5 separate regions of the Homo sapiens genome follow, and all the other regions are linked to region 3. The links are chromatin contacts, found by Hi-C or POLR2A ChIA-PET in ENCODE. All regions are on one chromosome and are shown on one strand. The core of a region is the stretch at or near the end of the contact, and the rest is flanking DNA. Distances in the headings are between cores, read along the strand shown.

What was found. Hi-C counts contacts between places; a loop is a spot of excess contacts on that map. ChIA-PET counts read pairs that join two places held with the same protein, here RNA polymerase II (POLR2A). Pooled maps may share reads with other maps.
Region 1: a loop to region 3 is called in a map of naive thymus-derived CD4-positive, alpha-beta T cell, with 12 times the contacts of the local background. The contact joins the promoter of MPZL1 here to the promoter of PRRC2C in region 3. A Hi-C loop is called at or near these places in 1 of 168 maps with a recorded cell type or tissue (naive thymus-derived CD4-positive, alpha-beta T cell), 1 of 37 single-sample maps with no recorded cell type and 8 of 50 pooled maps. POLR2A ChIA-PET finds 5 or more read pairs at or near these places in 1 of 52 experiments (activated CD4-positive, alpha-beta T cell).
Region 2: a loop to region 3 is called in a pooled map, with 8 times the contacts of the local background. The contact joins the enhancer-like site here to the promoter of PRRC2C in region 3. A Hi-C loop is called at or near these places in 1 of 50 pooled maps. POLR2A ChIA-PET finds 5 or more read pairs at or near these places in 2 of 52 experiments (B cell and K562).
Region 4: a loop to region 3 is called in a map of naive thymus-derived CD4-positive, alpha-beta T cell, with 4 times the contacts of the local background. The contact joins the promoter of KIAA0040 here to the promoter of PRRC2C in region 3. A Hi-C loop is called at or near these places in 1 of 168 maps with a recorded cell type or tissue (naive thymus-derived CD4-positive, alpha-beta T cell) and 6 of 50 pooled maps. POLR2A ChIA-PET finds 5 or more read pairs at or near these places in 1 of 52 experiments (T-cell).
Region 5: a map of CD8-positive, alpha-beta T cell shows a loop between it and region 3 (20-fold over the local background). The contact joins the promoter of POU2F1-DT here to the promoter of PRRC2C in region 3. A Hi-C loop is called at or near these places in 3 of 168 maps with a recorded cell type or tissue (CD8-positive, alpha-beta T cell and naive thymus-derived CD4-positive, alpha-beta T cell) and 7 of 50 pooled maps.

The regions. Positions count from the first base shown.
Region 1 is chr1:167,720,555-167,723,254 of GRCh38, reverse strand. MPZL1 (myelin protein zero like 1) reads right to left here and starts at 1,273. Exons shown (of 6, transcript NM_003953.6): 1 at 1,013-1,273. The coding sequence starts at 1,103. RefSeq lists silencers at 634-773, 804-873, 1,264-1,633 and an enhancer at 445-945.
Region 2 is chr1:175,229,302-175,232,001 of GRCh38, reverse strand. No RefSeq gene overlaps it. Among named protein-coding and RNA genes, the nearest start is that of KIAA0040, 38 kb to the right of the region's middle. Within about 2 kb of position 1,266, at least 2 of the 41 ENCODE cell types and tissues checked have a DNase peak (open chromatin) inside an H3K27ac peak, as active enhancers do; they include B cell, where a contact is called at or near this core.
Region 3 is chr1:171,484,240-171,486,939 of GRCh38, reverse strand. It overlaps PRRC2C (proline rich coiled-coil 2C), which reads right to left and starts at 1,410. Exons shown (of 35, transcript NM_001387844.1): 1 at 1,205-1,410. RefSeq lists enhancers at 857-1,605, 1,512-1,821.
Region 4 is chr1:175,191,442-175,194,141 of GRCh38, reverse strand. It overlaps KIAA0040, which reads left to right and starts at 1,366. Exons shown (of 4, transcript NM_014656.3): 1 at 1,366-1,502. RefSeq lists enhancers at 704-813, 1,534-1,683, 1,924-1,973, 2,114-2,163.
Region 5 is chr1:167,219,192-167,221,891 of GRCh38, reverse strand. It overlaps POU2F1-DT (POU2F1 divergent transcript), which reads left to right and starts at 1,356. Exons shown (of 1, transcript NR_185889.1): 1 at 1,356-2,061. POU2F1 (POU class 2 homeobox 1) reads right to left here and starts at 1,006. Exons shown (of 16, transcript NM_002697.4): 1 at 934-1,006. The coding sequence starts at 994. RefSeq lists silencers at 1-23, 34-313, 534-683, 1,034-1,133 and an enhancer at 1,314-1,423.

The DNA of each region.
Region 1 (2,700 bases), core at 24-2,523, 3.8 Mb after region 3:
TACTGTGATGCTAAATCATAACTGACATTTTGAAAACAAAGGGAATGAAAAAAATCTACGTGGTTTCTTAGCAGCTGGCCCTCTTTATAACTATTATTTAACTAAATTCGGAGACAGCAACAAGTACTTTGCTTTGAACAACAACACAGAAAAGTCCTGTGGCAGATACCACTTCAGATGTCCATAAAACAAGTCATCCAATTCCCATAAATTGAGCCCGAGGTTTACCTTAAGCTTGAGTCACAATATTTGGTAAGAAAAAGGAGCTTTTTTTTTCCTTTAGGAAAATTATGCTTTTTAATGCTCTATGTCTTGTCAAATTATGGTGGCTACGTCTGGAATTATGATGGATTTGACCAAATTCTTTTAAGCCAGGCCATCTCACTGGTATTCCAAGCTCTTTGCATTCTAACCTAGAAGTAACAATATTTTTTTATTGGCGTTTTGCAGACCACGGAAATGAGACTCTTTTATTACGGAGACTTAAAACTGAATGAGAGCATGGGAAAGGGAACTTACAACAAAACCCTGGCTTAACAGGAAACAAATCAACAAAGGCCCTACAAATGAAAAACCTGCAACTTTCCGCCACCTCCCAAAGGTGAAGAACGCCAGAACCCTAGTTCCTGAGTCAGAATCCGGGAGGGCCTAGACGATCCAGAGTCACCACGAGGAGAGGGCAGGGTGCGCCGCGAGGGCTCACCGCAGCCGCCCGCCGGGTCCGCTCCCCTGGACCGCCCCCCGGGAAGGAGCAAGGTAAAGCACTCTCCCCTCCTCCTCCGCACTCCAGGATCCAGGAAAGAGAAGAAAGAGGCTCTGCGCCTTCCCGGCCAGTCGCGGAGGCCCGCGTTCCCCATGGGCTGGGTCCCCTCGGCCCCAGAGAGCGCAGGCCGCGCCCCCTCCCCACCTCGGCTCTCAGTGCGCGCGCCTGGCCTGCGACCGCCGCGATGGGCGTGTGTCGGGCCCGGGGGCCCCACTCCCCGGCCCCAGCCCTGGTCCTGGCATCACTTACAGAGCCCAAGCGCCGCCGCCAGCACCGACCACAGCCAGCGCCGGCTGTCTGGGGCTGCAATCACCGCCCCGGCTCCGGCGGACGCTGCCATCGTCCAGCCACTGCAGTCGCCGCCGCCGCCGCCGCGTCCCTGAGCCCGGGTCCCCGCTGAGGTTGGCTCGGCTTGGGGAAGAGGCTTCTGATCTCTCCGCCACCCGCGCCGGGTGGCACCTCCACGCCGCGCTCCCCACTCCGGTCCCAGCCGCGGCTCTCCAGCTCTGCACCGAAGCCTCAGCCCCACTCCGGCCCTCGCTGTCCGCTCATTGGCCTGCCCGCACCCTTTTAAGGACGCGATTGGAGAGTCAGGCTGTCCATCATCCGTCCGCCGGGAAGGCCCCGCCTCCTCGGTCCCACCCAGGCGCCTCGGCCCCGCGCGGAGGCCGGGTCTGCAGCGGTCCCAGGCCGAGCCGAGCCTTCCGCCTGCCTGCGTGGCTGTCCGCCTGCGGGCCCCACCAGCCAGCGTCTCCTCTGCCTTTCTCAGGGTCCAGTCCCGTGGTCCTCTTCATTGTCTCTCCTCGCCACAGGTCTTTGCTGGGTACTAACCTCGCCTCCGTTTCAGCTCTTCTTGTTCTCTGCCGGCCTCACCTAACGAAAAAGAAGCAATTCATTTACCTTAAAAAGAAAGAAAAGACAGAAAGAAAAATAATGAGGCGTTCAATTGATGGGGGAGAGACTTCTGATTCAGTCGTCCAGGTGGAACACGTTCCCCGTGCCGTGTCCCCAAGGCCTGTCCTTTGCGTGGACTAGATAATGTATGTGTTGCAATTTGCGAAATCTACTAGTTTAAAAAGAAGTCTCCATCTTGCCCTAACCTCCTCTTAGGAACCTCCCTCCTGGCTTCAGAAGGATGGGAATCTGGAACTCTTTCCTACTACCTGAAAAACAAATGAAAATGCTTTTTGATTGTTTTGCTTTCGCATATCTGTGTTCCTGTCTGTGTCCGTGAAAAATAGAAAGCAGAAGTTCCCAACACTGATTCTGAAGTGCCCTGCAGAAGTTCCCGACACTGATTGCTGGCCCTGCTCAACTTGGTTGCCTTGGCCCAGAACAGTCTGCCACCTACGGGTTGTCCAATCAATAGGGGAAATATTTGGAAGGATCCTTATGAAAATGGCTTACAAAAGGGAAAAATGGGGGACAGGGGCACAAGAAAGATGAGTGTGAAGGAGGAAAAGGGAAGATTCAGGTGGGAGGCTGATACGATGAGGAAGGGAAGCAAGCTTTAGACAATTAGGACAAGAGCGGGGGAAGAGTATGGTGAGAACCCAAAATGTAACCTCTCACTTCAGGGTTTTTGTCTAAGGTCAGTCTTAACAATGCCATTCCTGATATCTGTGCTGTTTCAGCTAACATTGCAGTACAGCGAAATCATAAGAACATTAGTGAGAAAAAAACTTAAAAAAAAAAAATACCAGAACCACTTTGCCCTATTTCTGTCAGCAGATCCTTTTGAAGTTGTATCTCAAATGCCATAGGTTGGAAAAGATACCAATGCATTAATTGAACCATGGATGTAGAACACCTGGGCTTTACTCTCAAGAAGCACATCGTCTACTAGTGTACACAAACAAGTACTCAATTACATTTGTAAAAATGAGGGCCGGGTGCGGTGGCTCACACTTGTAATCCCAGCACTTCGGGAGGCCGAG
Region 2 (2,700 bases), core at 17-2,516, 3.7 Mb before region 3:
CCTTGTTCCTCAGCTTGCAGACAGCCTATTGTGGGACCTTGTGATCGTGTAAGTTAATACTTAATAAACTCCCATATATGTATATAGATGTACATGTACATGTGTATGTATATGTGTGTATGTGTATATATATACACATATATGTATATATACATATGTGTGTATATACACACATGTATATATACATATATGTGTATATATACACATATGTATATATACACATACATGTATATATACATGTGTGTGTATATATACACATACATGTATATATACATGTGTGTATATATACACATACATGTGTATATACATGTGTGTATATACACATACATGTGTATATATACATGTGTGTATATACACATACATGTATATATACATGTGTGTATATACACATACATATATACGTGTGTATATATACACATACATATATATACATGTGTGTATATATACATGTGTGTATATATACATACATGTATATATGTGTATATACATACATATATGTGTATATATACATACATATATGTATATACATACATACATATATGTATACATACATATATGTGTATATACATACATATATGTGTATATATACACGCATATATGTGTATGTACATACATATATGTGTGTATACATACATACATATATGTGTATACATACATACATGTGTGTATACATATATGTGTATACATACATACATGTGTGTATACATACATATATGTGTATACATACATATGTGTGTATACATACATATGTGTGTATACATACATATGTGTGTATACATACATATATGTGTATATATACACAAACACACACACATATACATACACATGTATATGTGTGTGTGTATATATATGTGTGTGAATATGTGTGTTTATATAGGGAAGTTCATTATATATACTCTATTATACATATATGTGTGTGTGTATATATATATAAAGGGGAGTTTATTAAGTATATATATATATATATATATATATATATATATATATATATATGTCCTATTAGTTCTGTCCCTCTAAAAAAACCCTGACTAATACAGGAACTAACCAGGACATAGGCTGATGTCAGTGACCAGGAGGAAAGAACACGATATGAGTGAGTGATAAGACTTAGAAGAAAAAAAAGCTTCCATCAGAAGATTAATGAGTGCTGATCTGGAGGTGGAGGTGTGAGTTAGGAAAACAGCAACTTTTTCAGGGGTGGAGGATGCATGGAATGTACAATGAGTAGCCTCTATTGGTGGAGGCTGCAGAGGAAGTCGGGTCTTCAAGAAGATCTAGGTCTCAATTAAGAAAAAGGGGTTGTGAAACCCTGTCTCTACTAAAAATACAAAAATTAGCCAGGCTTGATGGTGCGTGCCTGTAATCCCAGCTACTCCAGAGGCTGAGGCAGGAGAATCGTTTGAACCCAGGGGACGGAGGTTGCAGTGAGCCGAGATTGCGCCACCTCACTCCACCCTGGCTAAAGATGAAACTCCATCTCAAAAATTAAAAAAAAGAAAAAAGGGTTGAAGAGTCTCACTTTTGGGGGACATAGAGGAGAGTATTTTAACAATGGAAGGAGGGCTAAAGGTCACCAACACCACTGAAGAATTCTCAGGTCCTTGGTAGGGGTAAATGACAGTCTGACTCAAACTCAGTATATTTTTCAATAAAAATAAGAATCCTCCATCTACCGAAGGAGGATTTCAATGTGACCATGACCTCTACACCCTATAAAACATTAACAGTATCAATACTAATGCAAGGAAAGCTTTTTATGCCAGGATAAATAAAAATAAATGTGTGAGTTTACGTAGGAGACAATGTGGCTCTCAGCAGGAATTTGTAAGTTTCATCTAAACTTGCTCCGGCTCACTCACACTCTTTGTCTCCTTTCATTTGCGTTTCTGGTTGCTTTTCTCATTATCAAAACTATTTACTTGACAGATGATAGAACCCCAGCTGAAGGTGGAGTACAATTAGCATATAAACAAGATTTTTAAAGTGCTGGAACAGAGATGGACTTTAGGGCCTTATGCTCTCTGGAGACTTGACCCCAAAATAATCAAGAGAGATTGTGCTTGGGCGATCCCCAGCCAGTTCTAAAAATGCCCCTGCCTTGCCTTAGGTGATGTAGGGTGCATCATCATATAACTTGGCTGCAAGTTGCCACTAGGTCTTTCATTTGGCTTTAATACTCTAAATAAAGACTTAGTACCAAGTACATAGTCCTTGAAATAAATGTGGTAGAGTGGAAAAAATGAAGATATTAAGACTCAGATAAGCCTGGTTCTGAATGCCAATTGCCATGCCAAACTTTACTTCCCTTGGCAAGTTATTTCAACTCTGAATAATAATAGCAGAAGTCACCATGTAAGATAAGTCAGTAATGGGCCAAGTATTTTATGTGCAAAATCAGAATATCCGCTACTCTACTAATATCCTGGGGTCAGCCTCCCCTAAAAAAATAGCCTGAGCCCCTAGGTAACATGCTATGTCAGAGAAGTCTAATATTTTCTCCAGTGTTTCTAATATGGGTTCAAATGTTCTTCAAATTCCTATTGTCAGCTCACCTCTTACCTCCTCTCTCCCTCTTCCTCCTGAGATGTTGTCCTCTCTCCTCTCCTCTTTCATTGAAGGTTAGATATGGCTCCTTCTCCTTAGGCCTCCACATAATACCAACACAAAGTTTTCCTGATAGTTTGGTGATAATGGAAGCAA
Region 3 (2,700 bases), core at 161-2,660:
GATGCTGCAGTGCATCTGTGACACACACCTAAAAATGGCTCCAGTCAAAGCAGCATCTTAATTACCAATATGGGAGGTGAAATCTAGTTTTGAAAAATGGTGGGGTTAGGCTTGGTAGGTGCTTAGTATCACCCTATTATTTTTATTTGCAGGAGTAAGCTATTAAGTACTCAACAATCAAAAAATCCTCCGATTCTTCTGGTGCATTCCAAATGAAAATCTTACAGCAGAGCCGCCTACTGTACAATTCTAAGTACTCTAACGAGGTATGAATCTATGAACCCAGGCTGAAAACCAGCCAATGCGGAAATCCAGGTAGCTTTATAAGCCAGCAAACATCAGGCATGTCAGACCCTCAAAAGATCCCAAATAATGTCAAAACACACATACATCCCTTTAAATTAAAGGTACTCCTCTCATGCAAAGGAAGGAAGACTCTATCAATGTCTCTATAGTGGCCCCATGCCCTTTTCTTCAGTCCTAAAACGGGGCCTTTACCCTGACACCACCAATATCAACGCTATCTCAAAGACAGGGAGCTACCGAGATTCACCACGCAAGTTAGAGGATGGAGCGGCCTAGAGTGTGAAAAGACTACCCAAATCCTCCTCCGGAGTTGGGCAGCACTTCCCTAGCGGAAGTAGGGTTGGTCTTGATTCCCCGAAGAGCCTCTCATCTAACCAGGTCTTTAAACCAGACCCTCCCATACATTGCTCATTGCAAGTCCCACCCTCACTACACAGGAAGAGGTAGACAGTGAAAGCCCCGGCTGAGTCCTTCAGTTGTTTGGGGAAACGCATACCCGACACTAAAAAAAAAAAAAAAAAAAAAAGACTTCACGTCCGCCAGTCCAGGAAGACGGAAACCCCCTTCGCTTACCCGGCAACATGCGTAATCCCCTCGCAGGGCCAGGACTGGGGTCTAGGTGGGAGCAAGACAGACCGGTCCAGAACTCCCGCTGCAGACCACATGGGGCGGGTCTGACTCCGGTTTCCCGCTCCCCAAGCTGGAGGCCGACTTCCCCAGACACAGAGATGATGGTAACCAAACAGAAGGGAAATGCCCGGACCCAAGGCCCTCTCCACGCGGCCCCCTAGCCTCCGGGCGCCAGGGTCTGGGTGCGCTCCCACGCCCCAGGCCGCACTCTGGCCGTTCCCGATGGGGCCCTCTTTGATCGCGGCCCCCACACCCTCGCTTTCCTTACCGGTCAGGGTGAGTGTCAAGTTTGCGCACTTCGAGGGTCTCCGCCGATCTCTGATCGAAAGAAGGGGGAGGGAAAGCTGGGGTTAAAGGGGTGGCCGGAAGGGCCACCAGACTGGAAAAGCCGAAGCTGCGGATGGACAAACCGCCAAAGCACTTTCGCAGCTTTCCGAGGGGGAGCGAGCGAGCGAGAAAAAGAAGCAAGATGGCGGCTAGCCAGCCCCTACGTACTACGTCATGACGCTAAGTACGTAGGTCAAATCTCCGCAAGACCACACTCCTGCGCAGAGACGGCCGGATCACGTGAAGCCTCCGTGGCGGCCCAACCCCGACAGAGGGTGCTGGCGCTTCCTGCTGGACGGAGGGAGTTTCTGCAATCAGAATTATCTTTTCAGGACAAAGCTTGGACCTGAGACCTTTCTAAGAAGTCTTGAATTGACCACGTTTACAAGTTGATAATAAGCCTCAGTGAAATGAGCACTCTTATGTCTGGTGGGTGGATGTGTAAATGGTTGAACCAGCAGTTCGCCAGTATGTCTCAGTGAATTTGGGGCAAGCTGAGAAGTCTTGGTGTATTGAAAAGTTATCACAGAGAGTGAAAGTAAAACTAGTGTGAGGAACAGAGTAGCATGGGCTGCTGAGAGCACTTTTTAAGTTTCTAATTATGGATGTGAGATAAGCCATTCAGTTTATTTATATGATCTCTCCATCACAGTGTTCAGCTCCGTTGAATAGTAAGATTCACCCATGCTGGCTTTTACTAGGCAAGTGTAACATAGGCAGATGAGTGTATCTGGAAGTGGGAGACTACAATGATGATAATATTATGTCAGAACAGATGGCGAATGTTTAGTAAATGGTATCTTTTGTCCTCTTTGTGAACTACCTATGACATATTTAAAATTCAAGGATTTCTTACCACTTCTGGTCTGAACGATCTTCCCCGCCAGTAGCTGGTGTATGTCCATGGAATTGTCACTGTAGCAATGTTAGAATAAATGAAATAATAAAGAGAGGTAAATTATGAACACCTCCCTCCCCACTAATATTAATTTGAAGTAGAAAAGTCTGGACTTGCTTGGTGGCTCATGCCTGTAATACTAATACTTTGGTAGGTCAAGGCAAAAGGATTGCTTGAGACCAGGAGTTCAAGACCAATCTGGGCAACATAGTGAGACCCTACCTCTGCAAAAAAATTAAAAAGAAAAAAAGCTAGCTAGGCATAGTGGCACATGCTTATAGTCCTAGCTACCTGGGAGGCTGGAGGCAAAAGGATCACTTGAGCACAGGAGGTTGAGGCTGCAGCGAGACTCTTTCTCGAAAAAATAGAAAAGAAGAAAAGAAAAAGTTTTTTTATTGATATAGGGTCATTGCCAGGGGAAAGCCTACTGATCATCCACAAGAGGACAAGGAAGCATTACTTTAGTGAATTTCTACAACCTTCTAGGATCTGGTCTATAGTGTCCTGGTCACAGAAACATCTTTCTTTGTTTTTTTGGA
Region 4 (2,700 bases), core at 117-2,616, 3.7 Mb before region 3:
AAAAAATAAATAAATAAATAAATAAATAACTTATTTTCCTCTTTTTCTAGCCATTTTTGGCGTTTCAGGCTGGATGGTGGGTTTTCTCTTTGGCCTTTCAACTCAGAGCCACGTGGTTTCTCCTGAATAAACAGAAAGGAATCTCTTGAATCTCAGTTGTGACAGTTGGTTGCAGCAGTCATTTTAATGCCCACTTGGAGAAGCCAAAGGACACCCATACTCAGGCACAGTCGATGGAGGGCAAGTCCTGGTTCAGCACCTGGCACCTGGTACCTGTGTACCTGGCAAATACAGTCGAGGGAACAGCATTTCAGGCCCTTGTCAGGGAGGACCTCCCAGGATGACACTGAGGAGGCCCCTGAAATGATCCACAGCCAGGTCCTGGCATCCCCCTCTTTTCCCACCCACAGTATCCCTGGAGGCACTGAACAAGCTCTGAATCATCAGAGCTTTGTGTCTGGAGTCCCCTATTCAAAGGGGCGCAGGTCTTTTCATTTCCTAGCATCCCATGTGCTCGGAACTAGAGCCAAGAGATCTGAATAGAAAGTAGATGGAGAGCAGCTGAGGATGAGAGGGAAGAACCCCTGAGAACTTTTTGAAGTCAGCTTTCCCCTCCGTCATTTGCTTGTGACAGACAGCTCCTGGGGCGCAGTTTTCCTTAGCGCCTCCAGGCAGCAGAGACAAAGACTCTTCTGAGATGTCACCTGCACCCCTTGGAGCAACCGGCGTTGGCTAGAGGGGACTGTCATGCTCATTTGTCCCGATAAGACATCGGAGCCTTCACCCAACCTGCCGCATGGTATCCCTCTCCAACGCCTCCCACCCCTTCCAGGAAGGCCCTCTATTTAGGCAGCTGTTTTCCCTGAAGCCGGGTTTGCCCGGAGTTCTGTGTCCCATTCCTGGAACACTGGTGCGTCTGTGAGAGACACCGGGGCTGGCTCCGCAGCCGCTGTGTCCTGAAGGAGGCGTGTTCCGGGACTGAGGGGGCAAGGACACGTAATGGCGGGGGGCGGGGAGTGGGGAGCCACCGGCGGGAAGACGGGGAGGGAGGGCGCGTCTGGGGCGTGTGCGCCCAAGGCCAGAGGCACCCGAGGTGGGCTGGCCCAGGGTGGAAAGCCTGGGCCGAGCCCCTGGAGCGGGCGGAACGGCGAGCCAGATTCAGGAAGTTGTGCCTGTGACATCAGGGGCAGGACAGAGTTGGAGCGAAACCTCAACTATGCCAGGCGTCGGCCCGTAGGAAGGCAGGGAACACAGAGGGCGCTGCCCTCGGCGGCAGCGGCAGGTACGCGCGGGGGTGGAGCGGGGCGGGGCGGGGCGGGGCGGGCGGCTCCCACGACCTTGGCCGGCGCCGGGGCCCTACACGCCAGACCTGGCTCGGGGTGGGAGTGCAGAGGCAACCAAAAAGGAACCCACACCTCCCTCCAGGGCCCGGGGCGCTGTCAGACGGGGCAGCAACCAGGAGATTCCCTGGGCCTGCAGGAAGCCCTTCCGCGGACCGAAAGGTGAGTTTCAGGACTTTCTGTTATGTTTTTTAAAAATACATTTTTAAGCGCCCTCTGTTTGGAAGAAGACGCCCAGTCACTCCTGTCTTTAGAAGGATGAGACCTGCCCCAGAGATACAAGGAATTATTCCTAAGTAGCCTCTTGCGCCTTCACAACTTTAGTTCTGGTGTGTTTCCCTCCTTCGCGAGGACTCTCAGGAGTCTTCCTCTCTGCGCCTGGGCTGAGTCCACATGAACTCCTCGGAGGTCGGCGGTGGAGTTACCTTACTCCAGCTGCCGGTAGGAGCGCTTTGAAGGGGACACATGGAAATTCTGTTTTTTACTGAGAAAGCTAAGGCCTGAGACCCTCCGGAAAGCATCGCGGGCTTAGGTGTTTCTAAACCATTCTAGGTGAAGCCAGATTTTCTCTGGAGCTAAGGAACTAGCCAAAACGAAAATATGGCGTGGAGCCAGGGGCGGAGAGGAAACCTGTTTGCTATTCTGAGAGTTTCCAGGGAGCTTGCTGTGACACAGATTACTTCCTAACTTCTTTGACTCTCAGTGGTCCCACCCCCAGACCCCCCATCCCACCCATGAAGGTAGAGTGGGGGACATAATAGGACCTGTTTCCCTAACATTCTGAAGAGCTTTACGGGATTCATCATATGATAATAGAGTTAAGTAAACTATAGATGATAGCTAGTGGGAAGACCAGTCCTGCCTAACCGAAAGGGAAACTGAAGCACAGACAAGCACTCACCCTAATTTAACAGAACACCGGCAGCCAGCATGCCATGCTACTTAGCGGGATTGTGCCACCGATTGCGTTATACGAGGAAGGGAAGGAAAAGACCACTGGAGCATCTTGGAAGCTCCTCCCTTCTAAAGCAGTTGCATTTCATTTGCTCAGCTACAGCTCATAAGGACCTGAAGCTAATTTTAAGGAACCCTCATTCTGAAGTTCTGTTAGATAATGGGAGAGCCTTGAGTTACAAAGAGCAGGACTTAAACATAGCATTGATGCAACCTGTTCCTAACCCTTTTGCAAATGGTTTGCAAGTTCTATCTAAAGACTTCTGCAAGCGTCTTACCAGCCTTTAAACTGGTTCAGTTGCATCAACCACTTAGTCTGATGTGCCTGCCCTTCACCCAGTGCTGGGCTGGAGAGGCAGCTGTACAGGAAAATCTGACCAAGTCTTTCCTTTTGTCTGAAATTCTG
Region 5 (2,700 bases), core at 107-2,606, 4.3 Mb after region 3:
CCCCAGAGGACATCCCCTCGGAAGGAACTTGCCCCAAGGACTCCTTCCAATCCAGTCCACCCCCCAGGGGGGGCACGCAGACCCCTGCGCGGGTTCCCCACCCCCGCCGCCCCAGGCCACCTCGCAGCGCCCACGACCGCTCACCCCTACCCACCTAGAGAGCAGGCCTGGCTTGGGTCAGGCCACCACATTGGGGACCAGTGGGGCGAGGCCGAAGTGCCTGGGGCCGTGACCCCCGGGCTCAGCCCCGCGCGGGGCGCGGGCAGGGAGCTCTCCCCGCGCGCACCCCCGGTTGCCCTGAGGGCCGCCCCCCAAGGCGGGCAGCGCCCCCCCGCCCGGGCCCGCTCCCGGGGGAAGACGCGTGCGGGTGTCCGGCCGCCGGGGTCCGCTCCGGCCCCGCCGCCTCCCCGGCATTGTGCTCGCCGCCGCCTCCATCCCCCTTCACGCCCCCCACCCCGCGCCCGCCCGGCCCCGGCCGCCCGCCCGCGCCCTACTGCGCCCCGCCGGCCCAGCAGCTATGAATATGTAAAATGTCTTTATTGTCCTCTCCCTCTGCCCCGGCCCCGCCGCCCCGCCGCGGACCCGCTCGGGTTCGGGCACGGCGGCGAGGAGGCGGCAGCGGCGGCCGGCAGAGGAGGAGGGCCGGTGCCGACGGGCAGACGGCGAGCGGCGGCGGGGTGGGCCGGGTGCAGGAGGAGGGCAGTGGATCGCAGCCCCCTTTGCCCCTTGTCTTCCCCCTCCGCCTGGCCGCTCCGAGCCTCTTTCCCCCTCCGCTCAGCGCCCGGCGGGGGCTCAATGCTCCCCGGCCCCCCATCTCCCCGCCGTTAATTATAATAATCCTGAGTACTAATAAATTATGCTAAGTCGCGGGGGGGGGCAGCGGGAGCCGGGGTTGAGTATGAATATGAATATGTAAAATGCTGTAATGATTACCTGCTGCTGCTGCCGCCGCGGCTGAACTCTCATCTTGACTCGCTGCTCCTCCGTCCGCCATTTTGAATATTTTAACCAAAATCGCCCGGTCGATAAACCCTCCCTCGCTCTGGCTCCCCTCCCCCCTCCCGCCCTGCTTGCCTCCTCCCTCCTCTCCGCCCCCTCCCGCTCCTTCCTCTCCCCGGGCGCGCGCCAGGGGGCGCGCGAGGCCGGCTCTGTTCGCCCCGGCCCCCTCAGAAGAGCTCCACCCCCTTCCCGCGCTCTGCGCACGCGCCTTCGGGGCGCTGTGGCCCTTCGGTAGCTAAAGCAGCGCCCTCAATCAGCCAGGCACCCTGTGGCTTCATTTTTCGTCTCGGCTCTGCGCATGCGCGCCTTTCTCCTGCCGCCAGAAGTGTCGCCGGCGCATGCGCTCCCTCTAGCTCAGAACCAGATTATATAGTATCCCGGGCGCCTGTGTCTTCTTACACTTCTCCCTTTTCCTCCCGCCTTGCTTCCCTCCTGGCTTCGCTCCGGTCTCCCCCAGTGGCCTGTGGCATTGTAAAAGCACGGCAAGGAGCGCAGCGGCCAGAAACGTGGGGGCGCGTGGAAGGGCAGTGAGCGGCCCGCGTGCCCTGTGCTCCGCACTTTCTTCAGGGTTTCCGCGCAGTTGAAACATTGGCAACAATGGATAAGCCGCTCCTCGCTAGGTAATTTCCGGCCCTCTGGGCAGGTAGGGGCGGAAACGACCGCCACGGGAGCCGGGCATGAGGCACCTGCTGAGCCACACGCGGGCCTCCCGCTTTAAATTTGAATCCGAGCTAATCCCCGCCCCCGGCTCTGCTAGTGCAGGAGACCCGGCCCCGGCAAACGCGAGGGGGAGTGTCGTGTGATTGTTTTAATTAGCCCTAAATCTCTTCTGCTCTACTTGCTTCTAACGCCAGGCTGGCTTCCTCGGGAGCTAGGCGTCTTATTAAGTCGCTAATTTCCGCCCTACCCTTCCTTTCTGCCTTCACGCCCCTCTAACGCCGCTCCCCCCAATCGAAACAGACCCCATATTCTGAGGCTTCCCCCCGCGCCTTCTTCCCGCCTTGGAACACCTTTTAAAACCTAGCAGTAAGCTGATGACTAATAAAAATGTCGAAATCGTAACTTCATCGTGAATTTTATTTTGCTGTGTTTCTCAGAGTAAATATGGTATTGGGGAAAGGTTTCGCGTTGCACATATCTTTCTTGGTAACTAGACATAATGTTGCTGAGTTTTCTTTATCTTAAATGGCGAAATTCCCTGGACAAAGTCCCAGGTCTAATTATTTTACGAATTTTTAAAGCCCTATTTTTGTTTGTTTGTTTGTTTTTTAAGAATAGAAAGGTGTATTTCATGGTAAGCAAAGTTTAAAAAAAATCAGCTCTAGTTAATCTGTCTTGAGAGATATGACTGAAGTTTAAATTGGGTAGAACTGCTGGTTCTACAATTAAAAACAAAACTGATTTCCAAGTGAGTGCAATTATTTTAATGGGTAAAGTTTTAATCATCAGTCCTAGAATGCTCGTTGGACTCCTTTAACTGTGCAAGTACAGTTAAAGCTATTGTCAGTGACAGGCAACGATTTGGGGGTGGGATTGATTTGTTCGTGGTAATTAAGCCTTAGGGTGTGTGCATGACTGTTTGAACCAAATAATTAGACCGCCCTGTAATCTAATTATTTAGAGCCACGCCAACCAGCACACTTAAGGAAATGAAATATTTAACTAGTTAATCTGGAAATATGGCCTAAGTTATTTTCACCA